Regions from separate parts of the Mus musculus genome. Here regions 2, 3, 4, 5 and 6 are each linked to region 1. The links are chromatin loops, found by intact Hi-C in ENCODE. Cell type or tissue: gastrocnemius. All regions are shown on one strand. Each heading gives the region's core, and the rest is flanking DNA. Links, peaks and the distances in the headings are about the cores only.

The links. Peaks named below come from ENCODE experiments on the same cell type or tissue, not always from the same donor. Only the 100,000 strongest peaks of a DNase experiment are listed, where the experiment ranks them.
Region 2: it touches region 1 in a loop (2.7-fold over the local background); 12 of 42 quality-filtered maps call a loop at or near these places.
Region 3: it touches region 1 in a loop (4-fold over the local background); 12 of 42 quality-filtered maps call a loop at or near these places.
Region 4: a loop joins it to region 1, with 5 times the contacts of the local background. A loop is called at or near these places in 7 of 42 quality-filtered maps.
Region 5: it touches region 1 in a loop (2.0-fold over the local background); 5 of 42 quality-filtered maps call a loop at or near these places.
Region 6: it touches region 1 in a loop (2.1-fold over the local background); 7 of 42 quality-filtered maps call a loop at or near these places.

Annotation. Positions count from the first base shown.
Region 1 is chr1:163,309,854-163,314,845 of GRCm38, reverse strand. Prrx1 (paired related homeobox 1) reads left to right here and starts at 1,196. Exons shown (of 4, transcript NM_011127.2): 1 at 1,196-2,451. The coding sequence starts at 2,211. In gastrocnemius, for the core only: CTCF peaks have their summits at 1,279 and 2,754; DNase peaks (open chromatin) are centred at 1,288, 2,366, 2,789, 3,634 and 2 more places; H3K4me3 peaks cover 4,000 bases; H3K27ac peaks cover 4,000 bases.
Region 2 is chr1:163,165,171-163,170,162 of GRCm38, reverse strand. No RefSeq gene overlaps it. Among named protein-coding and RNA genes, the nearest start is that of Gm22434, 49 kb to the right of the region's middle. In gastrocnemius, for the core only: no CTCF peak of the experiment used is centred there; no DNase peak of the experiment used is centred there; H3K27ac peaks cover 1,427 bases.
Region 3 is chr1:163,147,987-163,152,978 of GRCm38, reverse strand. No RefSeq gene overlaps it. Among named protein-coding and RNA genes, the nearest start is that of Gm22434, 32 kb to the right of the region's middle. In gastrocnemius, for the core only: a CTCF peak has its summit at 2,343; a DNase peak (open chromatin) is centred at 2,324; H3K4me3 peaks cover 430 bases; H3K27ac peaks cover 213 bases.
Region 4 is chr1:163,224,286-163,229,277 of GRCm38, reverse strand. No RefSeq gene overlaps it. Among named protein-coding and RNA genes, the nearest start is that of Gm20471, 53 kb to the left of the region's middle. In gastrocnemius, for the core only: no CTCF peak of the experiment used is centred there; a DNase peak (open chromatin) is centred at 2,836; H3K27ac peaks cover 2,147 bases.
Region 5 is chr1:163,382,777-163,387,768 of GRCm38, reverse strand. It overlaps Gorab (golgin, RAB6-interacting), which reads left to right. Exons shown (of 5, transcript NM_178883.6): 5 at 1,072-2,866. The coding sequence ends at 1,516. Among named protein-coding and RNA genes, the nearest start is that of Gm24940, 17 kb to the left of the region's middle. In gastrocnemius, for the core only: no CTCF peak of the experiment used is centred there; no DNase peak of the experiment used is centred there; H3K27ac peaks cover 592 bases.
Region 6 is chr1:163,401,551-163,406,542 of GRCm38, reverse strand. Gorab (golgin, RAB6-interacting) reads left to right here and starts at 2,874. Exons shown (of 5, transcript NM_178883.6): 1 at 2,874-3,020. The coding sequence starts at 2,960. Gm24940 (a small nuclear RNA gene) reads right to left here and starts at 4,260; the gene lies at 4,141-4,260. In gastrocnemius, for the core only: no CTCF peak of the experiment used is centred there; DNase peaks (open chromatin) are centred at 2,584 and 2,864; H3K4me3 peaks cover 2,072 bases; H3K27ac peaks cover 1,479 bases.

The DNA of each region.
Region 1 (4,992 bases), core at 340-4,339:
TTGGAGCACAGAAACCATTTATACACACTGGGACCCTTCCTTCTTTTCAATTCAATCTCATAGCTACAGGAGAAGGGGAAATCTAGCAATCAGGGGAGCGAGGGGAAACGTATGTATGTGTGTGTTTAAAGAACATAAAACGCCACAAATAAGCACATACTATTTTACTTACTGGCCATATAGTAACTCATTCCTAATGAGACTATTAAAGCTGTTACCAGATTCCAACAGGTCATGAAAACACCGTCCAGCACCGCTCTGCCCTCTGTCAAGCCTGGTCATAGACTTCGACCTTCCTCAGTCTCTGTGTTTGCCAGGGCCTCACCGAACTGGATACAGATTAGCACAGAGCCCACCCCACCCCCAGCTCCTCCTGCTCCCCCCAACTTCTTCAGCCCCAGTGTTCCTGTCTGCTCTGATCTGGGGCAGCCTCGGCTACGAGCAAGAAATTAGAACATTGGCAAAGGTAGGGGAATTATCAGGACGGACTTTCTTCTGGTTTAATGAATATGTAAATTTTCTACTGTCTGAAGCCTGGGGATTTCTGGTGGCAGCGAAAGTCTCGAATCCATTCGAAGCTGAAGACTTCTGGATCTGCCCAAGCCGTCTTTAGATCGTAGAGAGCCTCCCGTTATTATCGCTCTTGTTATTTTATTACATTATTTAATAGGCTGTCTCTACAGAGCCAAACGAGCTTTAATAGGCTTGCTCTTTTTTGCCGTTCAGTCTCAGACTCTCCCTGCGCTCTCCGCCAAAACAAAGCTGCAGGAAAAGTTACTGGGGGGCGGTGCAGCCGCAGATTTGACTGTTATAGATGTGCATCTTTTCCCTGTTCCTTTTTCTTTTTTCTTTTCCTAACAAGTTTGCCCTCAGCTGTTATCAAAACATGCAAATGAGATATTCCAAGAGGATCTCAAACAAATCCGGAGGAGTTAATGCTGAAACAAAATAATCAGCCCCGTTTTAAAGTGACTGCGGGTTTCGGGCACTTTTCTCTCTGTGATACTACTGCAAGGGAATGATAATTAGACCTTTATTTTAAAAATCCAAAGGGGCTCTCTCCTTAGCTTCCCTCCCTTTTCCCTCCCTCCCTCCTTCCTCCCTCCCTCCTCCTCTCTTGCTCCCTCCCTCTCCCTTTCTCTCTGGCTCTGATGTTGGCAAAGGGGTTTTCTTAATCAGACTGTTTTTTCGGTCCGAGGAAAAGGAGGTAGGAGATTGTGATGGAGAAAGGGGGTCTGTAAAACGTCAGGCGCCGCACAAAGGCTTTGCCACGTAATTACAGGCTCCTATTAAGTGGAGATCTGCCCTCCCAGGGGTCTCCAATTTTCTTGTATTCCCTACAAAGCCTCCTCTCCATGCCAGCCTGTGCCTTTTGAAGTGCCAGAGAGCTTCTTGATCCAACTGAGAAGGGAAAAGGAGCTCCGCACGGAGAAGGGGGAGAGAGCGGAGGGAAGGGGGACCGCCACCCTTCTGCAGACTCTTGAAGCCCCGCTTCTTTATTTCTTATTTTTTTTTCCTCCTTACGAAGAGTAAAGTGAGAATCCTGCTCTCTAATACATCTGCAAGACATCACTCTCCTGAAATTCTAGTCACTCCCGAGAATCCACAGGAGTGCAGAGAGGGGGAACGCGCTTTCTTGAAGACATTTTAAAGCTGGAACAAGCCTTCTTCTGTTGGCGCTTGAACTCTTGCCGGGGGAATAACTTTTTTTAACCTCTTTCTCTAATTTTTTTAAAGCCACTTTGATTCTTCTCTCCACCCCTTCTTCTCTCTTCTGTTTGCCTAACTCCCCCGCCCCGCTGGCCTCCCCTTTCCTCGCTCCCCCTTATTATTATTTTTAGTGTCTGCGAGTGGACGCTTTTTAAGAGTTGAAAGGGATATTTTTTTTCTTTTTGATCTAAGCATAGGTTGTTTGTTTTGTTTTTATTTTTGAACTTTTTGGTGTGGATTATCTCTCTGGACCGCGCTGGACTTGGCTTTAGCGAAGTAACCGAGGCTGCAGGGAAAGTTACTTGTCCCGAAAGTTCTACACTTCAGAAGGGGTCCCACCCTCTGTTTCTCTCTCTCTCTCTCTCTCTCTCTCTCTCTCTCTCTCTCTCTCCACTCCCCCCTCTTTCTTCCCCACTCGGCTCCTCTCCCCCCTCACGCCCACAGCGTTTGGTGTTGATTCGAGCGGGAAGAGGGGGGTGGGTGGGATTGGAGGGGAGACCATGACCTCCAGCTACGGGCACGTTCTGGAGCGGCAACCGGCGCTGGGCGGCCGCTTGGACAGCCCGGGCAACCTCGACACCCTGCAGGCGAAAAAGAACTTCTCCGTCAGTCACCTGCTAGACCTGGAGGAGGCCGGGGACATGGTGGCGGCACAAGCAGACGAAAGTGTGGGCGAGGCGGGCCGGAGCCTGCTGGAGTCACCGGGACTGACCAGTGGCAGCGACACCCCTCAGCAGGACAGTGAGTGAGGGCGCGTGCTCCGGGGAGTGTGCGCTGGGGACACAGGGTGGAGGCCCGGGGAGGGCGGCGGGAGCGTGTTCCAGGCTTCGGTTTCGGGGAGACAAGGCGTTAAGAAGTTAGGAGTCCTGGGAAAAGTGGCTGGTTGCTGATCGCAGAAAGACCGATGAGAAAAAGAGGGCTCCCCCAATGCTGTAAGCCAAGCGGGCGCTGGAGAGAGACCCGGAGGCCCAGGGACGCTGGGAGGCCAGGGGATCCCATGCAGGGATTCTGCGGCCACCACTGTCTCCAGCCGCCAGGGCTGCATCTCCAGTTCGGGCGGAGCGGCGGTCAGAAATCCCGCAGGCAGGCGGGGCGTCCACGCCAGGGTAGGAGCGGTCCGGTCCGGCCAGAGCGCAGGCTACACAGCCACCTCGGTTAGAGAAAACAGGGAACAAAGATGCAGGGCAGGCTTGGGAGCGCGTCTTCCCTGGGGTTGAAGGGAAAGCACTGTGCTCAGAGGAACCTGGAAGACAGGACTAAGGTCGCATACCCTCTGTGCATATGACCCAAGCCTGGAAAAGACTAAGGGCAGCGCGGGAACACACAATTCTTGTCGCCCAGGCTTGCTCTCTGACCTCTGCTGTCATCTCTACCTTGTTTAAGATAGAGCTAAAAACCCACCTATTAAGTTAAACCTTGATGAAGCTAGGAGAATTTTCGTTAGAAGCAAAATCCAGAGACTGCCTGGCTTGGTCTAACACCATATTTGCATAGGGGAATCGCGGGTTGCAGGCCCAAGTTCCTGTGCAGCACGGCCTGTTGGCCCCTAGACCTCCAGAAAAGTCTATGAACAAGCTGCCTTCCCCAGCCTTAGTCACATCTCAGTTATTAACTTCACCTTTACAAAAAGACTGACTGCAAGTGTATATCGTGGTCTCTTAGTATATAACACACTTGTCACCTGGGCTCATTCTCTAGTCAGATGTACAGAGAAGTTGCAAAAGTCTGGACCCGGCAGAACATTCTAAAATGACCTCTTTCCTTATCATTATGTGCTGATCGCTCCTTTAGAGCTCCGAAGGCCCTCTGCCATTCTGCGATTCTCTCAAGGCACTGTCCCTCTTAGATTACCAAATAATTTTTAAGGCACTCAAAACAAACTGGCATCAGAGCCAGCTGGAAAGGGTTCCTGGGCACAGTGGGGGGAACCAAGCTCACAGAAGCCACAGGAGAGCCCTATGTGATCAGGGCAGTGGCTCCTAGTTCTGCAGTCTGCTAGGATTGAAGTAGTTCAGATGGCAGTATCTTGGGGACAGTCAACGCTGGATTGGGCTCACTGAGCACCACATGAGCTGGATAAAGAGATATGAACTAGCCATTTGAATTATATATATATATACCAGTCTAAACCACACCCAGGAAGAATCAGTGTCCCCAAAGCCTGGGTAAGGGCTAGGTTCCGAGCTATAGTTATTCTGTGTAGAGTTTGAGGGAGGCTGATCCTGGTATACATGCCAGCATCACACGGATACAGTATCTGAAGCTCTAATAAAATGGACTACAAAATACTATGAGTATTTTCACTGGGGCAAAATATAAAACAATATCTAGGAAGATAGTACCTGGAACTCTGTGATTCTATCAAGACAGTTTCTACACGGCTCATTGTTGATCTCAAAAGTTATCACTATTTGAAGAGCTAATGTTAGAACTTTATACTACCACCACCACCACAACCCATAAACGATGCCAAGAGAAAACAAGTATTGCAGAAACTGCTGTGTTGAAGACCAGGGTGGTCAGAAAAGAGAGGGTAATACTGCTCTTTGCTCCACAAAAGGCTGGTACATAGGAAAAGCAGGACCAAGACTGGCCTCAGCAAGCCAGAACCCCAGGGTGGCAGTCGACTTTAGAAACCGTGCTGGGCTAGAAAGGGACAGAACCCCTGTACTGTTTTTATTGGTTCATCTGGATTTTGTTTTGTTTGTTCTTTAAGGAAAGGCTAGAAGGGAGCTCCGGGATGGTCATGGTCTTCCACTGAGTATAGAAAAAGCCAGGTAAAGGAAGCCACTGAGGAGCTGATTTGGAGCGGCTGTACGGAAGCTGGTTGACACTAGAATCACCAAGGTCACAGCACATATATAAATCCCCTGACCGATTTTAAGGTTTCCAGAAAGGGGGGTCAGAGGACCTATTGTCCCCCAGAAAAGGGGACAAGATCTCATGAATCTGCAGCGAACTCTGCACCAGCTCATATTTGTAGTGACTAGAGAGGCCAATGGAGAGAGGACCCAGGGAGGTAATCAGGCTTGCCTAGGTAAAGGATACACCAAACAGGACAGTCACCAGTCAACTTAAAATGCTGGATGAGGTGAGGAGTATCAGTGAGCAGCACTTAGAATTTAGAAAGAAGTCAGGGAGACATACACACACCCACACGGGGCTGACTGTCTTTGCCTTTCTGGGGGAGATGGGCTTCGGGTTTATACTAAGAAGCTATTGCTTTTGGAAGCGGATTTTTTCTTAACCTTCCCCTTCTCCACAGGGGGTGATAGATAACAG
Region 2 (4,992 bases), core at 603-4,602, 140 kb after region 1:
AAGAATGCTACTCATTCAGACAAAAAAAAACCTCCAGTGTTGACAGAGATAGTGAGAGAAATCAGGCATTACAATTTACTAGAAAAGAGCTAGAAATCTCAGGGCTAGTTCTACAAAGTAAAGGTAGAATAACAGCTGAGTCACTCCCATATACAGGAAATTACAATGGCCTAGGAAGAAGGAAAGTTGTTGTCTAAGAAGGAACTAGAGTAAATACTTAGAATAACAGCTGAGTCACTCCCATACACAGGACTTTACAAAGGCCCAGGGAGAAGGTGGATAAGACAATAGACTAGAATTGGAACTATGGCAATGGCATAAAGCCCTTGCCCCTGGCTTCTAAGAATAAACTGACCTTAGGTGGGGCTGCTTTTTATCCCAGTTGTAAACACTGATTTTTATCCCAGTTGTAAACACTGCCTGGTTTCTGTTAACTTTTGTGTATGCATTTCTCTGTCTTGTGTAAAGAGTCATTTTGCATCAGGTAACCACAGTCTACCTTAGATGACCTTAATGTATCACTTAACTTCCTTGTTTTCTTCTGCAATATAAATCTGATGCTCACTTTGAGACATTACACTCAGATTCAACACTCTCTGGTGTTCATGTCTGTTTGTCACCCCGCCGACTCCTTGCCCACCTGAGTACCAGAACCCTGATTCTCTGAGGGTTGATATTGAGTCCAGTCCATGAGTCCAGTCCATGGCAGATCTTGTTTCTCGGAGCCTAGGGGTGGGGAACACTAAGAGTCAAACACTGAGAACCAGCAAGCAAACAAGAGACCTCATCAGACTGTGCCCTATGTGCTCTCCCAACTTTACATTCATTACTCCTTCATTAATTAACCAGTGTAAATCTAGCAGGACAGCTCTGTCCTGCTGTGTTCTCATACTTTCTGTTTGCTTTATTGCTTTTTTTTTCCTTCTCCCTTCTTTCTTTCTATACTCTTCATTTTTAACATTTTTCTTTTAATAGTCTTCCCCCTACCTCCAAAAAAAAATATAGGCTGGCTTGGTTTGGGGGTTATATGGCTTATATTTTTCAAAACTTTCTTTTAATAAAGGTTCTTAAATACTTCAACCTCCCTTCTAGCCCACCACCCACCAGAGGTAGCAGAAAGGAAAGATCAATAGGACAAAGAAGGGTGTGGGACCTGTTTAGAAACAGTTCTTTGGAGCTAATCCAATCTGTATTGTCAGGATATCAGCAGTTCAGTTCAGCAGTGGCAGCTCAATCACTTGCAAACACTATTCACAAATCAGCAATGGCAGTTGATCCAGAAGAAATCGAGAGGCTCTGCCAATCATCCAAAGTCCAAAGAAGTGGCAAGAAGCTGCTGGAACACGGCCTGAAGTTCTTTGGCACGTTTCTCTCTAAGAATTCTTGACAATGACCAGTAAAGAATGGCAATGCGAACCAATACCATACAGCATCATCAGGAAAGACCAGCATCAGTAAAGCCCAATGATGACCAGCAAAGAATGGTAAGGCATACCAATGCCACACAGCATTGTCCACTGTCTGTTGGGCTGTATTTATACCCTTTCCAAATATCACATGTTCTCTCAAACATCTGTTCTTACTTAGCAAAGCATCACATGCCCCCTTTTCAGGCTACTTCCAGAAAAACACCACATCCCTATTCTCAACAGAACATCCTATCACATATCTGCTTCAGCACAAACATCCTCTCATAGGACAGTTTCCAGAAAAACATCACATGACACAACTGAGTCTCCAAAGAAACCAGGAATTTCCACTTCAAATGTCTTTGTGTTTCAGCTTCTGAGAGCTGCGTTATTGTGAGTTGTCTAAAAGACTCCTTTACCTCTCCTTTCCCATTCTGTCTTTATCGAGCTCTTCCTCCTCACCCGTTTGTCCACATTTTACCCTCTCTATTTGCTTTTGCCACCTCCATTTTTCTCTCTCTGATCCAGTTTCTAATGACCACTCTTACTTTGAATCTGTCCTTTCAACTTATTCATATGTAACAAATACCTTAGTGCACACAGTACAATCAATAATCCTTTACTTCCAAAAGCTGATTCCAGATAATTTTTACTTGGAAGTCAATGCAGTGTATGAAAGTAGAATTCAGTAAAGGGAAATACTGTAAAACTTCAATGTGAAATATTGAAAAGTTTCTTGAAGGAATTCTTTAAACTCAAGAGAAACATGGGCACATTTGTGAGGCCCATGGAAAAGAATCCACACTAAAGCAATAATTAGGCAAATGAGGAAATGGAGACTACCAAACACTTAAAAAGCCATCAAAACAATGGTAATTTATGCACTTTTCAACAATGGCTCAGAATACTCATCCAAAGAACAGACTAGCAGATTGGATTTAAAAACAAGACCTAGGAGTTAGAGAGATAGCTCAATGGGCAACCCCAGCAGTGAGGAGTTATCTCACTGTTCTGGCTGCAAGGATGAAACTGTGAGATCTCTGCTTCCAGCAAAGGATTGGTGGAAAGTCCAATTCTTTTTGCAATTATTGAAAGTCCTATGATGGTCTCAAAGGCTGGTCTACAATTTGTTTTGACATTTATGGTGTCTGGAGGTTGCAGTCTATCTGGCTATTTTTCTGGTTTGTTTGTTGAATTCTTTTGATTTTCTGATGAAGGAATATGGGACTTGGAATGACATCCTCAGAAGGCTCAGAGAAACTCTCTGCCAGTCCACTCAACTACAGCTCCGAGTCAGTGTGTTTCCAACATGTAGGCACTGGGATTCCAAAATTAATATTTTGAATATTCAACATGTCCCTGAGGGATAGTAAAGGCCCTTCCCACTTTTGTTTCTCCTGCAAAACAAGTCAGGATGAGGTCTTTGCTGATGAGACTCTTGGCTTCCTCCTGTCCAGCTGTGCTCCATCCCTGTGGCTTTCCTCTTAGAAATCCCAAAATAGTCAAGAAGGCTTGTTTCCAAGCTAGACTTGACCTGGCCTGGCTGGCTGGCTTCCAAAGGGGATTTTTATGAAAATATTAGTTTTTCTCTATAGAGATTTTTTTATTAGAACCCTCAGAAAGCTGTGCCTCTCTTCTTTGTCAGTCTTTCAAAATTCTAGCATCTTCCTTTGCTTACTTCATCAAGGATATGAGCTTTCTCCTTTGGGCCTAATATTAGTTTCTGAAATGGACAGAGGGAAATAGACAGGCTTGGTGTCTTTGCCACAAGAATGAAAAAGACATTTGAGGAAACTATGGGAAAATACTTAAAACCTTGAACTGTCCATACAGTAGTCATTCTTTCTTGGCTTCAGAAAGAACTTGATTATACATACATATTTTTAACGTTTTTTTTAATCTTATTTTTTATCATGTGTCTGTCTCTCTGTACACATACATGCATTTAGGGGTCTGTGGAGGGCAGACATATTGGACCCCCTTATAGTTGAAGTAACAGATAGTTGTAAGCCACGTAATATGGGTTCTGGGACTCTGATCCTCTGCAATAGCATCACAAGCTCTTAAGTGCTGAGCCATCATCTCTCCAGCCCTGGTTATATTTACTTTTCATAGATCACACACCCACACACACACACACACACACACACACACACACACAGAGTTACTTACTATTGACAAAAGCTGGGGTTAGTAAAGAGTCAAGCTTACTATTACTGTCTTAATTATTTTATTAAGTAGGACATCTTTTATAAGTTCTCTATTGGAGCACCAGTTGGGTGCATTTACAATGGGCTGGAGGCCCCTTGAAACTAGCATTATTCTTGCTGTGTGCTCTCAATCTCTATCACAATGCTTAACATATAAGAGATAAAATCTGGAGAGATGGGTGGGCTAGTGATATATTTCAAATATCAAAACTATGCCCTTCTTTGAAACTTAGTTATTGTTGTAGAGGGACTGAATTAGCTTTTCTGAGTCTCCTTTCCACCAAAAAAAAAAAAAAATGGAAATAGCGTTACTAGGTATCTTTGGAAGTTACTTGAGACTTAAATGAGATAACTATGTCCAAAAAATTATTCAGTAACTACAAAGAACTATAGAAATGCTTGTGCTGTTGTATAGTCAGGAGGATAGCTATGGGTAACTAATGCCCATTCTGCTTGGCTACACTCTCTACAATAAAAGCAGGTGTTCTAGGAATAATTCTAGAGGCCACAGGTTTGGAAGGTGAGCATGTCATCTTGTTGAACCCATAATCCCTTCTTTGTGAACTACAGGATAAACTAATTGCTGTATTTTCCATTGTAAGCACAAGGTAGTCAAAGGAAGAAGTCGGAACAGTGTGGTAAAAGAGATAAACTTTGAAACTTGACAGGCATGAGTTGAAAGCTCTGATCTGTCGTGAAATAGCAGGACAATTTTGGGCAATTTATGTTTATTTTTAAACCCTGTTTTCTCAAAAATAGGGCTAACTTAATACCACTAATCAGAGATTATTGGAATGACAATATGAAATAATGCACACACCACACTGAGCACACGTGGAGCAAATGGTACAAAAGGTTTTGTTTTCCAGTCTCTGACTTGTTGTAATCCTCCAAGCCTAGACTGGGAGACTAGTATGCCCACTAAAACACTCCAGATAATTAAAAAGAAAAATTGATTCTGCCTACTTTAAAAGGAGAATTCTCAAGCCTAAGGTTAGATATTCAGCAGCATCTTATGTATCAATCCAAAGACCTTATCTACAATTTATCTATTATCAACCATGCTGCTTTCTTTTGGGCTAAATTGAAGAATATGGCTTTACCACCATCCATCCAAGTAAATTTCCCCTTGTAGAGACCAAGTCCCTCACAACCATGAGAGATCCTGGTCAGACCTTTTAGGCTGATGGTCATGTACATGACAAGAATAATCAGCACTGCTAGTAACAATTGGCCAGGATGACTCTGTAAGATATATGAGATGATGTTACTCTTCTGTGAAAAACCTTCCATTCTTTTCCACATCACTCAACATAAGACTCCACTTATTCATCCCAGCTACATGCCTAGTCCTTTCTGCCTCCACACTATCT
Region 3 (4,992 bases), core at 582-4,581, 160 kb after region 1:
CTGGGGCTCAGCTGGGTAGAGTTTACAAGCACCCATGGAAAGTATCAGCTGCAACATCCCAGTCCTCAACAATGAAGGAAATACTCGGGTGTTTATGGAATGAGCTGTCAAGGAGGGGGGGGGCGTCAAATTTCTAAAATAGATCACTCAATTTTCTTGCCCTTGCTAGCTTACCCCATGGTTTAAAAAATTAACAAACCATACTCCAATCTTTTTTTTAATTATTTATTTATTTTGGTCAATCTCATCTCTCTACAGATTTTTTTTTCTTCATTAAAATTGTCTACAGTTTTTTTTATAGCCATGGAAACCTATAGATGGCTGGAGTTTATGATTTTTCTGTTTCATTTTATTACAGATATACAAAGACTGCCTTTTAAAAGTTTGCGATGGAAGGTGTATGTGTGTGTTTCCCTGTTTTTAATAAGTGTGTTTCCCCACTTAAATAAAGTCTTGGTATATTGACAAGTCAAGATGAACAAAAATTCATAAATTCTAGTTAGTCACTAGATCACTCATTCTATGCTGAAGTATTTTTTCTGAAGAGAAAGTAATAAAGATTTTGAAAACACATGTTTCTGACATTTCCAACAATGCTGGATGAAATGCAACTGGGAAAAGTTACCCTATAGTTTCATGAAAGCAAATTATCAGCGCTCTAGAAGTTACTTGGCCTTAAATTAATAAATTTGTGTTTGCACAAATCTGCATGCTTATATTCAAGGAGTGGAGAGGTGAATGGATTTATATTTTTCCAAGAAAGGCAGTTAAGCTCCTATGGGAAACACAAGTAACGTAAAGGGAATAGTTAATGCCTTGTCCAAAGTGTCGGCAGGAAAATTAACTGCTATAGTGTATACAAAGGGCATAGACGCGTACTTGGTGAGTTCCTTGTCAGTTTCGGCTGTTACTGCACGCACAGACAGACGCACTGCCACGACTCAGATCCTCAGGGAGCTACGACATGGCTGCTTGAAGTGCCCCATTTCCTCAATGATAAAATGGACAGAGTAATTCTGCTTACTCTGTAGAACTGCTACAAGAATCCAGTATGATCAGAAGAGAGTCTAGCACATGCTAAATTCTCACAGACGTAACATAATTTAACGGTATTTTAGGAAACCTTCAGTCATTATGCAGTTGTTAACGTTTATGAGTTTGGACATGATATATAATTCATTTATACATTGTATAATAATCAGAGTCCAATTAGTTTGTAGAATCTATCTAGAATTTCTTCGTAGAGAGAAGATCCTAAGTGTCCTTTGCTATTTTGAAGTTCATCATACCTCACTGCTAATTTACAGCTATCAAGTCTTGTGGTAAAACACCAGAATTTAAGCTGTCTCACTAACTTTGTATTCATTGACTGAGCTGGTCCCTCTTCGCTCCCGTTCCCATCCTTCCCAGCCTCTGCCAACCAACCTTCAGTCCGTTACTTTAATAAAATCACCTTTAATTTATATTCCAAATGTGAGATCGTGTCCTGTTTGTCCTTCTGCTTCTGGTCTATCTCATTTAACAATATTGAGTAAGTTTGTCCATGTTTTACAAACAAAGGAATTCTACTCCTTTGTGGCTGGATAGCGTTCCATTGTGTATGTATACCATGTTTTAAAATTTATTCATCTATTGATAGACACTTAAGTTGCGTTCACATCTTGCCCATTGACTGTACCTTTGGTTACACAGTTCAGTAATGAAATTGCTGAATTGTAGACTTCCTTTTTAACTATTAGCTTGTGAAAATAGCAGCACAGATTGAGATTATTAATACTGGGACACATACATACATACATACATACATACACATATATGATTAGATATTTTAAGTAAGGGAAAAGATAGGATCTCATTTTTTCTATCTCTGCCTCCCTTCTTCTCTCCTTCTCTCCCCCCCTCTCTAGCTCTGTATAAAAAGTAGGAAATGCAGATTCTGGAAGCGCCACCGCCTCAATGCATGTAAATTAATTAATTGGTTCATGAATTCAGGTGGTATGGATTACAGTTCAGTGCTAACTAACAAAAATGAGGCTGAAATAAAGACCTTTCCCCTCGCCTGACTGGGACAAAGTTTATTATTTTTTATCAGTTACTAAAGTAGTGACCTACTATGGAATTGCTCAACCACTGTATACCCTTCTCAGAAACAATGTTCTCTGAAAAGAGATGTCTAAACCGCTAGAGCATGTCCCATTATGGGAAAAACAGGTGTGACTAAAGGTGAAGGCACCTGAAACTAAATCCAGACCAAGAGCTGTGTAGCTAAGGCAGCACAGCTGTGCAACTTCCAAAAGGATTTGTGGGATAACACTGCCACCCCTTGGACAGAAAAAAACCCAGGGAGTTCGTAGCTTCCTTTATTATGGTACTCGTATGCCCCCTCTGGTAGATGCAGTGTTTGAGAGCATATAAAGAATTAAAAAAGGAAAACATCTCTGCTATTTAGCGAGCCGATAAAAATGCCACCCTACTTCCCAGCTCTTTGAAAGTTTGTGTTTGAAAACCCTTTTCTTCCCGGACCTTAAAGGATCCTTGTTCTATTGCGCCCTCTGCCCACTAGAGCCTTCAAGCTCCCGTGGAAGAATGAAAGTCGCCATCATTTTACTATGTTCGATTTAATTCTCAACTGGATTGTTATCACAGCATGGCAGTAATTATTTACAATACAATTTTATAAATGTATATACATCGTTATGAGGTCCAATGTGATTCGTTGACTCATATATACATCATTTTAGTGATTAAATCAGGATAATTTGCACACGTAGCTAACATTATCATCTGTTTGTGATGAGAATGTTAAAATCCTCTATCGATCTACTTTGGAATATGCAGTACCTTGCTGTTAGCAATGATCACTATATTGTACAGCAGTGCCAGATTGAGGGCAATTAGTATTGTAATGTTGTCTTTTATGAGATCAACTTTTTCTACCCCACATGTGTGGTTCCTCTGGAAAATGGTACTTAATAGAGAAGACGCCTTAAGAACTGGAAATAGTTCAGTGTTCCACGAGATGGCACTTGGCTGCTAACTGATGAATTACACTAAAGGTAAGGGACCTGGTGCTATCCCCCATTGCTAGCAAACAAGTGACAGTTAATTTTGGCTGGGCTTCAGGCTGGAGAGACAGTCTAGAATTGCCTGCCAGCATTATTGAGACCCCAGACATGCATACTGTGAGGTTGTAAGTCAGAAAATCAAAAAAAAAAAAAAAAAAAACAGTAAAGGGTTGAAAGAAATAAGTATACAAACTGTCTTCTAAACATGCATGTCTCTACCCATAGATAGAAGAAGAGATTAAAAAATGGCCCAAGTGCTGAGCTTGTGTGCAGTCAGTCCTAGAGGAGACACATCTATATCACTGCCCCCTAACACACACACACACACACACACACACACACACACATACACACACACACATACACATAAGGCTCAGGAATGAGATACATTGATATCAACACCCCCCCATACACCCACATATCTAAGGCGCAGGGATCATTGTAGAAAACGCAGTAGCAAGAGCCAGAGGATGGAGAGTAGAGCTATGCAATGCTGTCTGCCAGACTCTGCATGGCTGCCTCACTCATAAACTCACACCAGCTAGTGCACGAGACCTGCACAAGATCAAGCCAGTCACAACTCCAGCAAAGAAGAGGGAGGGGCACACATGGGTAAGAGTGTCTAGGGAATGCATCCCTACCTTTGGAGCTTTTGGCTGACAGCTGCTGAAGCAGGAAGCTTTAAACTTCTTTGGGAGAAAGGCTGCTGCTAGGTTGTCCCTGCCTCTGTGGACAGTCTCACACCCATGTCCATATGGGCAGCAATAACTGGACTCAGTGGGTTGCTAAAGAACAAAGACATGAGGTTGGGAGGGAGATGTGTTGTGGGGTACTGAGGGAGGTAGTAGGGGTGGACATGGTCAACTTGCATTGTATACATGTATGGAATCTTCAAAGAATATTTATCTAATAAGAGAAGAATACTTATTTTAAAGAGGCTGGTTAAAACACAATGAGAGGGAAAGTGGATGGGGGAGGGGGGAGAGGGAAAGAGGGGAACCTGATCTGGTATTAGGTGAGGGAAAAGGACTGAAGCCCTGAGGGCCAGCAGAAAGAGTGGAAACAGGCAGTCTCAGAAAATAGGAGGTTGGGGGGGGGCGTCTCCAGAATGCACCAGAGACCTGGGAAGTGAGAGACTCCCAGGACTCACAGGGAGAGACCTTAGATGAAATGCTTGACAGTAGGAAAAGGGAACTTTTAGAGCCCACCTCCAGCAGGAAGACAGGGCATCAAGTGAGGGATGGGGTTGCCACCCCACAGTCACATCTCTGACCCATAATTGTTCCTGTCTGAAAGAATTGCAGGGATAGAAATGTAGAGGAGCCTGAGGAAAAGAAGGCCCAGGAAAAGGCTCAAAGTGGGATCCAGTTCACAGGGAGGTCCCAAGGCCTGATACTATTACTGAGACTATGGGGAGCTCACAAAAAAAAGGATCTATCAAGACTGCCCTCTGAAAGACCCAACAAGCAGCTGAATAGACAGATATTTGCACCCAACCAATGGACAGAAACAGCCAATCCCTGTTATTGAATTAGGGAAGACTGATAGAAGCTGAGGAGAAGGGTGATCCTATAGGAGACCAGCAGTCTCAATTAATCTGGACTCCCGAGATCTTTCAAACACTGGACCACCAAACAGACAGCATACACCAGCTGATATGAGTCCCCTACCACACATACAGCAGAGGACTTCTGGGTCTGTGTTCATTCAGAGATGATGCACCTAACCCTCAAGAAACTGGAGGCACCAGGGAGTTTAGAGGTCAGGTGGGGTGGGGGGTAGGGAGGAGGTGTGGTATGTGGAGCAGTCAGAGGGTGGATGGGGGATGGGGAATGGAATATGGAGTATAAAAATAAATTAAAAATAAAATAAAATTTAAAAAACACAATGAGAACAAAATTACAACAATAACAAAAAGGACAAATAA
Region 4 (4,992 bases), core at 451-4,450, 86 kb after region 1:
TGTAATATATATATATATATATATATATATATATATATATGTGTGTGTGTGTGTGTGTGTGTGTGTGTGTGTGTGTGTGTGTGCTCATAGTATAAACATTAAAGGAAGCGAAGCCACTTGAGTTAACAATGCTCCCCAGAAGAACCATAGACTAAAAAAAGCCCAGTATCAGACACAAGAAGCCTACATTCCAAGGGTTGACATGGGTAGTCCATGTTATTCCCAAACAATATAGATTATCCACAGAGTCCTTGGTTGCCTCTTGGAGGTTGGAGATGAGCCTCAATTGCTAATGATACTATGTACTTAGGACACATCACTCATGACTTGAGCTGGATCTAACTTGAAAGTCTCTTTCCTGCCCTCTAGTTTCCATTGTTTCAGAAAACACTATGCAAGCTGCCAAGGGAGAGAAAGAGTTAAGCAGTCCTTCACAATCCACAGGGCTACTGTACCTATGAGCCATGACATTTACCGTGGGAAGATCTGCATAAAGGTGCATTAGTGGCACTCACATATAATTGGCAACCAACAGCTGTCTAATTGGACTTGAGACCCACACAGCAGGAGGAAAAACATGCCTGGTACTTGGAACCTAGCCAGCTTCTGAGGCTGCTGACATCACAGACCTTAGGAAGCAATCTTTTGTGTACTTCAATTTTTGGTAGATCTGTAGTATCTTTTAAAAATATTAAAATAGCTTTATCTTTTACTACTTCACATTGTCCTTTGTTTTAATTTATTTCCTGTAACTCTTTAGAGAGATACTCCTTGCACTGTGCTGCATAATTTTTCTAGCCTATCTCTTAGACTTCCCTGACTGCATTGCTGCTTAATTCAATTCCTATTCTTCCAGCATTATTAAAACTATATGCATTCACACTATTAAACTAGCCTACCCCTTAAGCCTTCTTTACTGCATTACTGTATAGCTCAATCACTGTGTTCCTAGCATTGAGATACAAAGACTCTTTCCCTCATCTGTCACTTCATCACCTCAATCTTTGGTATTCCTCTGTTTCACTTCCAAAATACTTATTTTCTCTCCATTTCTTCTTTATTAAAATGTATACAGAGCTTTATAATTCTTTTTTGTTTTATTACACATGCACAGTTTATTGGGAGACTTACAGAAGCATGTGCCTGGGTGACTGTTGCAGGGTCTACCTTTTAAAGATCTTCAACACCCTACCTTCATAATCATTAAGCTTCATGGAATTTAAAATATTGCTATTATCTCATTCTTTTAGACATTGGAAGGAACATGTTCTAGGTTCTCAGCTAGAGCCATAGGATATTGGGTTTATGATACCAAATGCATGTCTCCAAAACACTTTAGATTTTCCTCTCTAAATATACATACTTTACAGAATTGTGAGAGCAAAGCCAGGTAGACAATATGAAGTCCTATACTCACATTAACACTTATTGTTTTGATTACTGGGAACCCAAGGTTCATTGGAATCCTATTCCAACCCAGAAGATCTTATCATCAGTTGTAGAATGAAGGCCTTCGCAAGATAAGTTAAAACTAGACCAATGGTATCACAGGCCTGTTATTCCAACACTTGGGAAGCTTGAGACAGGAGGGTCTGGAGTGTAAGACCATCTTTGGCTCTGAGTTGCCTTCATGGCCAAGCTGATCTATAAGAAGCCCTGCCTCAAGAATTGAAACTGGACAGTAAATATATGCACATGAATACTGAAAGAGTTACTATGGAAACTTGTTAGGAATAGTAAGATAAAGAGACTGAACTGGGATAGACAAAGGCAATCTTTGATCATTACTCATGAAATTGCCGAATGAAGTTGGTACAGAGAGATCTTCAAAACAAGTCAGATATACACAGTGCAGCACAAAGAAAAGATTCTGGGAAGAGGCACTGAGAGCAGGCTTACTCAGGGATATATTTAATACATCTTGTTCCCATTTTTCCCAAATAAAGATCTAAAATGGTGGCAAAGAAAATCACATGCAGCCATTGCTTTCGTCTTTCCCAACTACCTTTCAATGATAGCTCTTTTTCTCTCTTTTCCATCTTATCTCAGACACTGAGCTAAGGATGATTTTGCCCTTCAGGAAATACTTGACAATGCATTAAGACATTTTTGGTTGTCATAATTACAGTTATATGGGTCTCTACTTCATTTTGTAGCTGTCATGTGTCACACACAGCCAAGGAATCCCAGGTAGTATAGTGCTCATGATGGAAAGTAGAAAGGATCTGGGACTGTGAACAGTTTCTTCCTCGGGCTTGAGGATGAATCATTTCTGATGCCTATGTGATGTGGAAGCCTAAGGGTTCTTTGGAAAGTCAGCTGGATAGTGTTTTGCTGGGGCAAACACTTGAAAGAGTGTTTTTCTGAAGTGAACACAGGTGGAAGACTAAGGGAGACTCATGAAGGAATGTTAGGCTGAAGGAGACACAGGAGAAAGGATGTTCTGCTAAAGCAAGCATGTGAAAGGACACGTGATGGCTTCTTTGGTAACAACATGCATGAATTGGTCTGCCTCATTTTGCGTAATTGAGCTGCATTTGTCTAGACTCCTTAGAAATAAACACACCAAAAAGCTTCTGGTGGTGTGATACAGTTTCTTGCTGCTTCTCTGGACTCAGGCTGATTGACAGAGTGATATCATTGAGACAGGTGTGCACGCTTGGGTAAGACCGGAGGAGGACATGTGATGTTTGGAGGGTATAAATAGGACTCATTGGACAGTGACTGGGACTGAGCTTGGCTTGCTTATAGAGTGAGCTATGCAATGCTTATGGGTGTTGAGTTTTCTTTGATCTTCACTTACCTGACAAGAGGCACAGCCAAGAACTTCTGGCGTTCCTCCCAGTCCTTCCTGCTGACTCAAGCCAAGGCTGAGGCCTGGCCATCTCTTTTAGGTCATGTCACCACTATTTCTAACCCTACTTTATGGAACTGGACTGATGGTGTATCTGTGAAGTGTTTGCAAATAGATCGAGTTGCTGATGCTAACCTGTGAACTGAACTGCCAATTTCCAGACAACACAGACAGGAGTTGCTCCAAAGAACATTTCCAAAGAGGTCCACTTCCCCTGTATCCTTTCTTTCATACTACATCTAGTGGGTGTTGGACTAAAGGAGAGGTTAAAGCATTTAAGAACCATTATTAAAAATAAGGTTACAGAAAATTAAAGTTATATCTATAGATGCACATGGGTAAACTGGAGTCACAATCTGGCTGTAAATATGTGTCTCTGGCAGGCTCAGGGACAAGGAAGAAATAAATGTGTAAATGTGTGTGTGTGTGTGTGTGTGTGTGTGTATGTGTATATATATATATATATATATATATATATATATATATATATATATATATATATATATGTCACTATACTTCATTATAATTCTTCCTTTTTCCACTGCCCTTTTCTGTGTGCCTGGATTATTCTCTGCTTTCATGTAACAAGTATTCTATTATTTTCTTTCCCCAACTTCTTAATATCTCATCTTTGCTTCTCCTTCATGAGCATTCCCCCGTCTCTGTCTCCTCTTTCTTTTAAAAATTTTATTGTATATATCTACCATACGACCTATCTGTATGACTTGATTATTTGCCCAGAGGACCCCAAGTCAATGTATTGCAGACATATGAGGTTCACCAATTTATCTGAGTATTGTGCCCACATAGTTATAGGCTTAACAAGTATTTTGGTTGAAAAATGATGGTTTATTGAAGCCAAAAATCCTGAGAAAAAAAGGGGGGGACATTTTAATATAAACAGAACTGTCCATTCTAATAAGAAACATACTTAGTAAATATGTGAGCCATCAAATAGTACATCAAATTTGTTATAATGCTGTTCGTATGAAATCAGCTTACATGTCCATCAACAGAGAATAGAAAGAATGTAATATACATAAAACAATGAAAAATTTAAAGCTGTTATCTTAGGGTTCTATTGCTGAGATCAAATACTATGACTGAAAGTAACTTGAGGAGGAGAGAGTTTATTTCTTCCCGAAGTTTGCTGTCAGTTCATCATCTATGGAATTCAGGGCAGGAGCCTGGAGGCAGGACCTGAAGCAGAGGCATAGAAGAACTGGTTACTGATTTGCTCACCAAGGCTTGCTCCACTTGTTTTCTTGTGCATACCAGGACTACCTGCCCAAAGGTGAAACCACGCATAATAGGCTGGGCCTTCACATTTATATCCACGCACAGGAAGCAGAGAGAAGAAGCAGGAAACAGAGTGAGTCTATCATGTCTCAAGACTCACCCAACCCCAGCAATATACTTCTCTAACAAGCTATACTTCCTAGCGGTTCCATGACTTCACCAAAAGCAATCTAGCAGACACCGAGTGCTGAAATTCATGAGCATACAGGGGCCATTTCTCATTCAAACCATACTAGAAATTAAAAATAAATTAAAATCTAATTTGATATAGGTTGAGTTTGGACTTGAAAGTGATCAAATAGAATAAATAAGATTACCTCATTTGTTTGGGTAGAAATATTTATTTTAAAAGCTGGGCGTGGTGGCGCACACCTTTAATCCCAGCACTTGGGAGGCAGAGGCAGGCCGATTTCTGAGTTCGAGGCCAGCCTGGTCTACAGAGTGAGTTCCAGGACAACAAGGGCTACACAGAGAAACCCTGTCTCAAAAAACAAAACAAAACAAAAAAAAGAAATATTTATTTTAAATTAAAATTTCATGCTATTATTTTATGTGTTTGGGCATTTCGCCTGAATGCTGTATGTATGTATGTATGTATGTATGTATGTATGTATGTATGTGTCATGTGTGTACCTGGTGCCTTCAGAGGTCAGAAGAGAGCACTGCATCCCCCAGGACTGGAGTAACAGATGGTTGTGAGTGAGCCACCATGTGGATTCCGGGAATCAAACACATGTCCTCGGGAAGAGCAAGAAATGCTCTTAATGGCTGAGCCAATTCTCCTGCCCAGAGATAACATTACACTTACTCACTAATTCTCATTGTTCTCTTGATTCTCC
Region 5 (4,992 bases), core at 509-4,508, 73 kb before region 1:
ACGTTACTTCACAAGAGACTGGCATTGCCCATCTACAGAGCTTATACCTCTGCAGATACATAAAATGGAGTTCCTTTTCTCCCCTCCCCTCTCCTCCCCTCCTCTCCCCTCCCCTTCTCTCCCCTCCTTTCTCCTCCCCTTCTCTTCCCTTTTGCTCCTTGTATATGTTAAGCAAGTACTCTGCCATTGAGCTGTTGTCTCAGCCTATAAAAGTCTTTTATATGTAACAGTAGTCTGTTGTTTGTTATATGGAATTTAGCCTAGAGATTTTCAACTACGAGTACTTGTGATGTTGGCAATGTCTAAAGAGATGTTTTGGGTGTTATAGCTTAATGTATGGTGGTACTAATGGATAACACAGCAATGCTGTTCAGCATCCTACAACCAGTGAGACAGCTCCTCATAAGAGAATTCTGTGGTCCAAATTATCAGTGTGGACTCTAAGGAGCCCTGCCTAACTGACCCTGGCCTTGCGGTTTCTATTCTTTGTATTCACTTCTCGCTCTACTTGGTATCATTTAGTTGACCATGCTCTTTGTGTTCACTTCTTATTAAATATTTCTCTCTCAGACCATTATTAAGAGACATGAATTTCCTATTTTCTTCACCTCTTGGTTTGACTCATGAATTTAACCAACCTTGTATTTTGAGTAACTTGTATTAGCTGTCTTGTGCTAGCTCCTGTGAGCAGGCTCTGGGTTTTCAGTGGTGTCACACAAGTATCTTGAAATTAGCCAGAGTGGCAGTGTTTATAGTATTGCCTGGCAAGTGCCACAGAGCTGAGCTCTCTGCTTTCCTCATCTCCCTAGAAGATGTCTAACCTACATCAAATGAACTCTTTTGGCCTGCTGTCACTCAAGTATAGCAGAATCATTGGCAGTAAATTTATTTCAAATAATAATGTTGTAATAGTAGCCTTCTAGCCTAGCTTTCCCTAGGTGGTGTTGGCAATTGTTAAAGTATCACTTCTATAGCGTCATTGCATTGCATTTCGCATTTTGAGTTTGTTTCAGACCCTGGGGAAGCTTCATAACTGAGAATGGATGAACTGATGCTTGTCTGTCCTTATAGGAAGCGCTTTGATAGAGCTGAAGCTGAGTACATTACAGCAAAGCTGGATTTACAGCGCAAAACCGAGACGAAAGAGCAGCTCACCGAACACCTCTGCACCATCATCCAGCAGAACGAGCTCCGAAAGGCCAAGAAGCTGGAGGAGCTGATGCAGCAGCTGGACGTGCAGGCTGATGAGGAGGCTTTGCAACTCGAGGTGGAGGTTGAACAGTTGCTTCGGGAACAGGAAGCAGAGGCAGCCAAACAAATGGCTTCTGTAGAGAGGCTGTGTCCGCCTGATGGCGAGAGTGTGTCTTCAGAACTGGCTGAAGAGAACAATGAGCCTCAAAAGCAAGCTCCTTCCCCAGAGACAGACAAGCCAGGCAAATGTTGCAGTAGCTCTCCCCATAGACTAGACTGCCCAGATCCAGGAGCCAAGAACTTTTCAGCTGCTGTGGCCACATGAGCGGCCAGTGTTTTTTCAGTTAATATCTCTGCGGTAAATTATAGCTTGTCTCTGATCAAACTTCTTTCAACTCATTTGTGTTTGAATCAATGCTTAGTGATAGTATGTTAGCATGTCAGATCATTCCAAAGTCAGAAGTAGTGACTGTTTCCTATCCAGGGAGTGTTGACCCCTCGAAGTTGGGGTTCCTTCAAGCCTTGTCACTGAGTTAGAATAGGTGACTCACAGGGTGGGAGTGCTCGGGGCCCTGGGTTTGACCTTCAACACTACAAGCACAGTGGTAGAAGAAAAACTACATGGCTTCTTAGCCCTTGGCCAAACTTAACTTGTGAGAGAACTGGGTTTGACCTTAAACACTACAAACCAAGCACAGTGGTAGAAGAAAAACTACATGACTTCTTAGTCCTTGGCCAAACTTAACTTGTGAGAGAACACTGAGACTTTGTGGCCTTCTATGTAGTCATTAAAAAGACAACAATTCTTATATACAGAGAGAAGGAGAGAAAAAACGGGTTAACTTACCTACCCGGATGCTACTAGAGTGAGTAGACACAAGTTGGAAGACAACCTAAGCCAACATTATTTTCCCTTTACTTTGTCAGTAAATGGTTTCTCGTTCCCACCTGAATTGTGGCTAGTTGATCCACATCCATAGATAAGCTGTGAATGTGTGGCTTTACCTTTACTTTCTTCTGTTTTCCTTAATGAGTGGACAGGGAAACTTTAGACAATGAAAATGTTTCTAAAGTGACTCTGAGAGTGGCAAGTCTCATTGATTATCCAACAATGATGTATTCTCTCGCTGAAGCTCTGTAATGTGGATATTTATATGTCAGGTATTGCTTCTTCTGTCATGAAGCATTGAAATCGTTAAAGCACTCATTTTCTAATTGCTTTCATAGTTTGTCAATCACCTGTTCCCAAAAACTTGACTGGTGCATTGTGCTAGATTTGAATGTGTATAAATGTCTTAGTTTTGCCACAAATATTACCTTAAATTATCGATTTCTCAGAAATCACAAAAAATGAAAAATGTGTTTCATTCATAAAAAAGGAGCTGTATTTTAAAGGAGATAAAGACAGCTGTTTCCATAATACATTGTAGAAACGTTAGGGATGTCCTATTTTTAGACTATTGTCTAAGACATCTTCTGATAGTAAGGATGCTTTGTATTTTTTTCTATGATCTGAGCCACAAGTATAATTGTCCATTACTGATTTCTAAACACAAGCATTTATTTCCATAGTGTTGTTTTTATTTATGAATGAGACGCATACAAATTTAAAACTTCATTGCCCAATACAGTCTTATTTTTCTAAGGAATAAACAAGTCTGATAAGTTTACAGTATGGTCTGTCATTTAATATGGTCTTTCACACCATTTAATCTGTGTTAAATAGCATGTGTATGGAATCCCAGAATCCCAGAGAATCCCAGAAGAATTGTACTGTCTACTGCACCTAGCAGAGTTCTGTACTTCTGTTACAGTTTCTGCCTATTTCAACCCATAAAATTCACCGCATCCATCTACTAACAATTTTGTTTTCTAACTAGTCCCTCCCCTCCCCGTGTGTGTGTGTGTGTGTGTGTGTGTGTGTGTGTGTGTGTTGATGCTTTCAAATGTGTGCTATGAAAGTTCCACTGAAGCCATTATTTTGACAAAGCATTGTCTCACCAGCTTTCCTCGGGTGGTATCTAAATGCTCAGGTGATGATATAAGTGACAGAATTATATTGCAACAGTTTTATACAAAGGCAGCTGCAGCCCATGTGTGTAAGGCTCCAGAGCAAATGGGTGAGAACTGGAGGGTCCTGATGTGAGGACCATGTGCACTGACTTCCCCAGGATAGCCCTGGAACACATCCTTTAAACTGTGCCTCGTCAGCTTCGGTCGATTAAAACAAGTCCATTTTTGTGAAGGGAATTAGGCCCAAATTACTAACCATCATCCTGCTTGTCCCTGTTAGCAGGTAGTGTTTACCAGAGAGTTGTAAACTGCACTTACTGAAGAGCACAATCCTGTTTTGAATTTGAATTTAAAGAGTTCTTTTAAAACTCGATTCCCTGTAACTGTTTCTGTTTGTTTGTCTGTTTTAAACGGGCTGTTTCTATGGGCTTCAGAGAAGCAGAGTTCCTGTAAGGATGGTTCTTGTGTTGAAAATAACCTTTTTTTTTTTTTTTTTTTTTCTCAAAAATTTCACCTCTGCATAATTTTGCTGAATTACAGTGCTTACAGGTGGCAAATCTGTTCTCAGGAGAGCACAGCTGATTTGCAAGTCATGATAAAGATCTCTGATTGCGATTAAGGGAGCAGACTTCATTGCTTGATGGGCATTTGACTTACAGAGTAGAAACTCAGCTCTAAAGCCCTCTTCTTTGTTTGGAGTTAGCAATGTAGTACTCTGCAGGAGCTTATCTAACTGCTCAGCCACTTCCTCTTTCATAGTATTGGCCCAGAACTGACTCAAGTTATTCTGACCCAGCCCATTCCCAGTGACCTTTAGAAATGATGTTTGAGGTTTTGTATTTCTAAGGAGCCAAGTCAGCATTTTAAAAAGCCCTGATAGATATAACTCAGTCTGCTAGCTGCGACCCGAGGCCAAGCTGGTCCAGGGTAATTATCCCTCCTCTCAGCATAGATCTACCCCAGGCCTGACTTGTGCTGTTCTCTGGAGAGATGGGGTGGAGTGTGCGGGGGCCCCAGGCTACCTTCACCGTAATGTTAGAGTACTTTTGCAAGATCCTAATCCCAAGCAGCTGTCTCCAAAATGCAATGTCATCTCTGCAGTGGATCAAGCAGCTGCATGTAACAACTCATACAGATGTGTATGGTCTGTGCCCCTCTTCACTAAGCTTATGGTCTAATTAACAGAATATGATTAACATCTTATACTCCGATGCACAGTATCTTTAAGGAAAGCAAAGTAAGTGGCTAGAATATTAAACATGGATAATTCTACTTTTAGATATTCCATCCAGTTGTTTGGGCGTTGTGACTAAGAACTACTACATTATTTTACTTGACTTTTACCACTAAAAACAAAATATCCATGTTAAACAATGAGTCAGATTGGAAGATTTTTTTTTTCAGTCTCGTTACCAAAGTAAGAGTACAAAGAAGTGGGGGTAGGTAGGTATCATGTATTGAAAGTTAGACAATCCACTAGGGTAGCCAGTACAAATCCTCATCAACTACTGGAAGAAATAAAGACACTGTTATGATAAAATGTTGAAGGTATCTTCCTGGAAGGGAAATAATAACAGGAGTGTAGGAGCTCAGTACAGTTGTCAAACCAAGGGGCAGTAATGGCGTAAGCCAGGACAAGCTAGCAAGGGGCAGTAATGGCGTAAGCCAGGACAAGCTAGCAAGGGGCAGTAATGGCGTAAGCCAGGACAAGCTAGCAAGGGGCAGTAATGGCGTAAGCCAGGACAAGCTAGCAAGGGGCAGTAATGGCGTAAGCCAGGACAAGCTAGC
Region 6 (4,992 bases), core at 515-4,514, 92 kb before region 1:
GGAAATGTTACAAATGAGTGTTAAGTTCAGAAAGGTTTGTTCTTTCAATACATACTGAGTTGTTAGCAGCTGTTAGTCTGTTCTATGCTGGGTAAAGAAGAGGTTAAGGTTCATATCATGGAACTCTTATCAAACTGGAAGATAGAAAATAAAACTGTAAAATACAAACCGCCTAGATATTACACGCAGTGCTGTAAAAGTCATAAAAAATACAGGAAATAAGAGGATGATATTTAGGTAGTGTGGTCATAAAAAGCCTGTGTGGATTTGGGGACCATAACTTAAGCAGGAAGGGTCAATGGACAAGGGGAAGAGAACAGCTTAAGGAACCGTGACTGGGAAAGCTCTGGCTAGGTCAGCAGAGTGGAGGGAGAAGGTGTATGAATTCCAAAGACCCGAGGAAATCCAGTCTGACTGGAGTTTAAGGAGAGAGAAAAAAGACAGTTTAATATAGAAGGAGGCAGAGGCCAAGACGTAGTGTCATGAAGGAACTGGGAAGTCGGAAGTTATTTCACATGTTGTAAAAGTGACCATTGTGTGTGGGGTGCAGATACAACAGCATTTGGATGGAAGACAGAGTGCCACTCTGTGCACTAACTTCTCCCCATTCACCCTTATGTGGGGTACCAGGGATTGAACTCATGATGCCAGACTTCCACAGCAAGTACCTCAACCTCCTGAGGCAGCCAGGCAGCTCCATTTTATAAATATGCTAGAAACACAATTAGATTTTTAAAAATATCATCTATCTATCTATCTATCTATCTATCTATCTATCTATCTATCTATCTATCTAAATTGTACTGGGTCTCACATTGCAGCCAGGCTGATCTGTAATTCACTGTGTAACTCAGACTGGCTTCAAACTCATGCTGTAGCCTCTTGAGTGCTGGAACTATAGGGATGAGACACCACATCTGAGTCCAGATGAAACACCAACCATCTAATGGAGAATCAACTGGAGAATATATTACAATCCAAATTGTCATAGATGATACCTTCTCATAAACACATGAACATGCTGAATTATATATAAAACTTTTATTTAAACACAAAAATGTTCATCATGGAACTTAAAAGAATATAAAAAGAGAATACTACAAAAGCTAACTACTCAAGTTTGAGTTTCTTACATATAATTGAAAACAAACTAGTAAAGAGCCTGAAAAGAAGAGAATATATAAAGATTAGAAAAACACAGCCTACTGCTCTGGAGAATAAGGAAGCCTTTTGTGTGTGAGAAAACAGTAAATACCCTTTGTGTATATGGTGGTAGGATCCAAATTTACTACACAAATGGGGAAAATTTCCCCTTAAATATAGTTAGTATAATGTGAGTGAGACTTCCAGCAAAACTCTCAACTGAGATACTCTCTCAACTCAGAACCAAGAACTCCCACAGAGCAAAGACTTCTGGAGCTTAGTTCCCACCAGTATCTCCTACAGCATTTGACAAAAGTGAACTCCTTGAGGAAGGGCCAACAGAACAACAAATAGGAGATTTGGAATGTTGCAAGGGGGAAAGTATAATTTTATACAGATGTATTTTATTGGCTTTTATTATCTCTTGCTGGTGCCTTGATTTGCATTCACAAGCAAGGCAAAACCTTTTAAAATACCATAATTACTGACTCTATTAAGATTAGTGATAAATCTTGTCTTATAGAAAATGTATAAATAAAATGTAACAGAAAGCACACAAGTAGGTTTAAAATTGTTGTTGAGTCACTAGTAAATGGTTATTGTGTGCAGAGGGCAAGCTGAATCCACTACCAGATTGTGACTAATACATTCTATTCTGGAGTTAATGTATATCTGTTTACACATTTAGTCTATGTTCAAAACTTGAACGAAACTAATCCTTTTGGATGGTATTTTGCCTTTCAAATATATTGAAAATAAACTCATCTTTAAGATAAGCATGTGTGGCATCCTTGAATTTTGGAAAACCTGTTACATTTCAAAGTTCAAAGATTACAAGAAAGATGTCAAACTTTTTTCTGATACTTATATAACTGAACTGCTCATTTCAATTGCTGGTGTCATATTTTATTTTCCAGTATACTCCTTTACTTCAACTTGATTAAAAATATTGACTCTCGAGTCGAAAATTAATATTCTTTAAAAAAATTTTCAATGTAGCCAATGTAATGTTTTCAGTTGTTTTTAGTAAAAATAATGAAAAAAAGAAATGGTTTAAAAAACGCTGACCTACACATACATGGACAAGCTTTGCATCTTCTAATTTTCTAAACTCTGCTTAAAACGGAGAAATGGAAGCTCAAGAAGATAGCTTTAGACAAAAGAAAAAAAAATCACCATTTAGGACTTGAGTGTGGTGTGTTGAGGGACTTCTATAGGCAGGAGGAGACCAGCAAAATATCTTGGCATAAGGATTAGGTTCTTAGACTCATTCATCATAGAAACAAGAAATCGAAATCTGCTAGATGTTATTGTCTAGAAGTGAACTGGCCAATGCTTAAATCTCAACCCTACACCCTGTTTCTCCATGACTTAGAACCTACAAGCCAAGGATGCTCCGGTACCGCCCACCTCCCAGGCAATACAGGCTCCGCCCAGCTAGTCAGGCAGTTCCGACCTGTAGGCCTCCTCTGTCACTGCCGCTCTACCTGTTTTCCTCAACCCTTCCTCATATTCCCATAACCCCCACTTCCCCCCAAAGATATAAAGCAAGAAGAACTGGAACGTGTAGCAGAGGCCTGTGAGTGGAAGCGAAGGCCGTGCTTTTGTAGTCCACCGAGTCAGGCTTTCAGGCATCGCTCGGGGCAGCCCCACAGGTACCGGGTCCCTGAATGCAGAGGGAGGCCTAGCGCCACAGTTCGGCACGCTGATTGGCTGTTCGCCGCGCCACTGAAGGAACCCGGATGTGCCTGTGGAGCTGTGTTGGCAGTCTGCGCGCGGAGATTTGGGCACTCTTTGGGTGCCCAGGGCTAGGCGGATGGCTCAGGATTGGGCGGGCTTCTCTGAGGAAGAGCTGAGGAGACTAAAGCAGAATAAAGGTAAGGTGTACTTGCGCGCGGGTGTGGAGTCTCGAGTCTGAAGGACAGGAGGCCGTCTTAGTGGGCGAGGGGGCGTGGGGGCTGGAACTCCAAGTTGGGGGACAGGGGTGGTGGGATTCCCTAGGTGTCTTTGCTGCAGAGGCCAGAGGGACGGCCCAGGGGTTTCTCTTTTAGCATCTGTTTTCTGATGATTTGATGTTTTCCTGTAAAAAGGAATGAGGTTAGGAAGAGAAAGCGAAGCCACCACCTGAATGGCCCCTAAGGGAGGCTTTTAACCCAAACCAATGGTTGTAAACTTGGGTTCAGGGTGAATGAAGACTAATACTGCATATACAGCATCATAATTGTGAACTTATAAAACCAGATATTTGGGAAAGGTGTCATGAGAGTGAATCAACGCAGAAGAAGTGGTATTTATGATCCATCCGCATTGCCTTTACTTCTGGCTACCAGATGAGTTTGCATTTCTTTCCAGTTCTTGGGAGTCAGCAAACTAAAAGGACTTTTCGAGAGGTTAGATTTGAAGTGCGTGTGTGTATTTGTGTGTACATGCACAGTGCACTTACATGTCTGTCTCTTCTGCCTTCAGGGACAGTGGAAATCTGCTGCCCCGGATGGGGCGGGGGGCTTTCTGGAATAATTATAGATCACTGTATGGGCTTGCGATAACGCTGCTTCTGATTTATTAAGTTTTCCAGTACTTGGTAGGAAAGGATGTAAAATGCTCTTGACCTGTGATTGCAATTTCACAAAAATGTCTGTGGTAGGCTTGGAAATGCCCATCACTTCTGTGAGAACTTTGTGCCACTCTTGGCAACATTTTAAAAAGTACCTTAAGGATAAAATTAAATTCTTCCATGTCTATAGTTTGTGAGATATCTGGATATGTCTTGGGTACTTGGAATATTTAGCCTAGATATGTGAATTATCTAGGACTGACAGGTGCAGAAGGAAGTAAATTACTAACATGGGGTCAATGTGGGGAAGACTGGACTGGCTGATCTTTCTTAGTACTGTCATGGAATTATCATGTCAGATGTGTTCCAACTGATTCTGTCCAGCTGGCTGTTTTCAGGTTCTTTCCTTCTGTAACTCATTCTCCATTCATATACCTATATGTACAAATGCAGGCACCTAGATCTGATCTGACTCAGTTCTCAGTATTTGAATCAGGTGTGTTGTCTGGTCCAGGGGCCTCTTCCGTCCTTGTCATGGGGAATGCTAACCTGCCATGAAGCACAACGTCTGCCTTAGAGATGTCAAAAGTAGCAGGACATCTTTGCCCTTAGAGACCTTGTAGATTCATGAGACAGACAGTACAATAAGGTGGTAGCCATAGAGCAAGTTCACGCTGAGGATTTAATGGACACTGGGGACATTTCATGGAGGTTGAATCTTGGCTTTAGCTTGATTTGACAAAGGTTTAATGTAGGACTCCAATATGTTTGTTATCTAAAAAGTATATTTTAACTGTTTAATTTGGATTTGGTTAGAAGGTGATGAGAACCTAAACTTTAAGGCCCGTCACTTGGTCATGAAACGCTAGACTGTGGGTATAAAATCACTCATCTATGACATCTGTAAGAACAGAAGTATCTTCCAGTTTTTATGTAGCCATAGTGGAACACAGTGATCAGAACAAAAATACCAAGTCTCCTTGGTTTCCCATTTTTAAAGCTGCAGAAATCGAGTCCTCCTCGCAGCTGTTAAGAATGCAGTTAAATAATCTAGGAAGATGGGATCTGTTGCCAGCCAAAATAAGTACAGGGTGCTTTTGAGACACTCGAATGCATAAATGCATGTGCAGTCAAGAATGTTCTTAGCCACCTTGTTTATAATATCCAAAAGTTAGAGACAAACGAGTTGTTTGCTAGCAGATGAGAGGATACATAATATGTGTTAGATCTATTGGTGGGACTCTATTAATCGCTAGTCACATTCATTAATAATGAATTTGTATAAATTACATGAA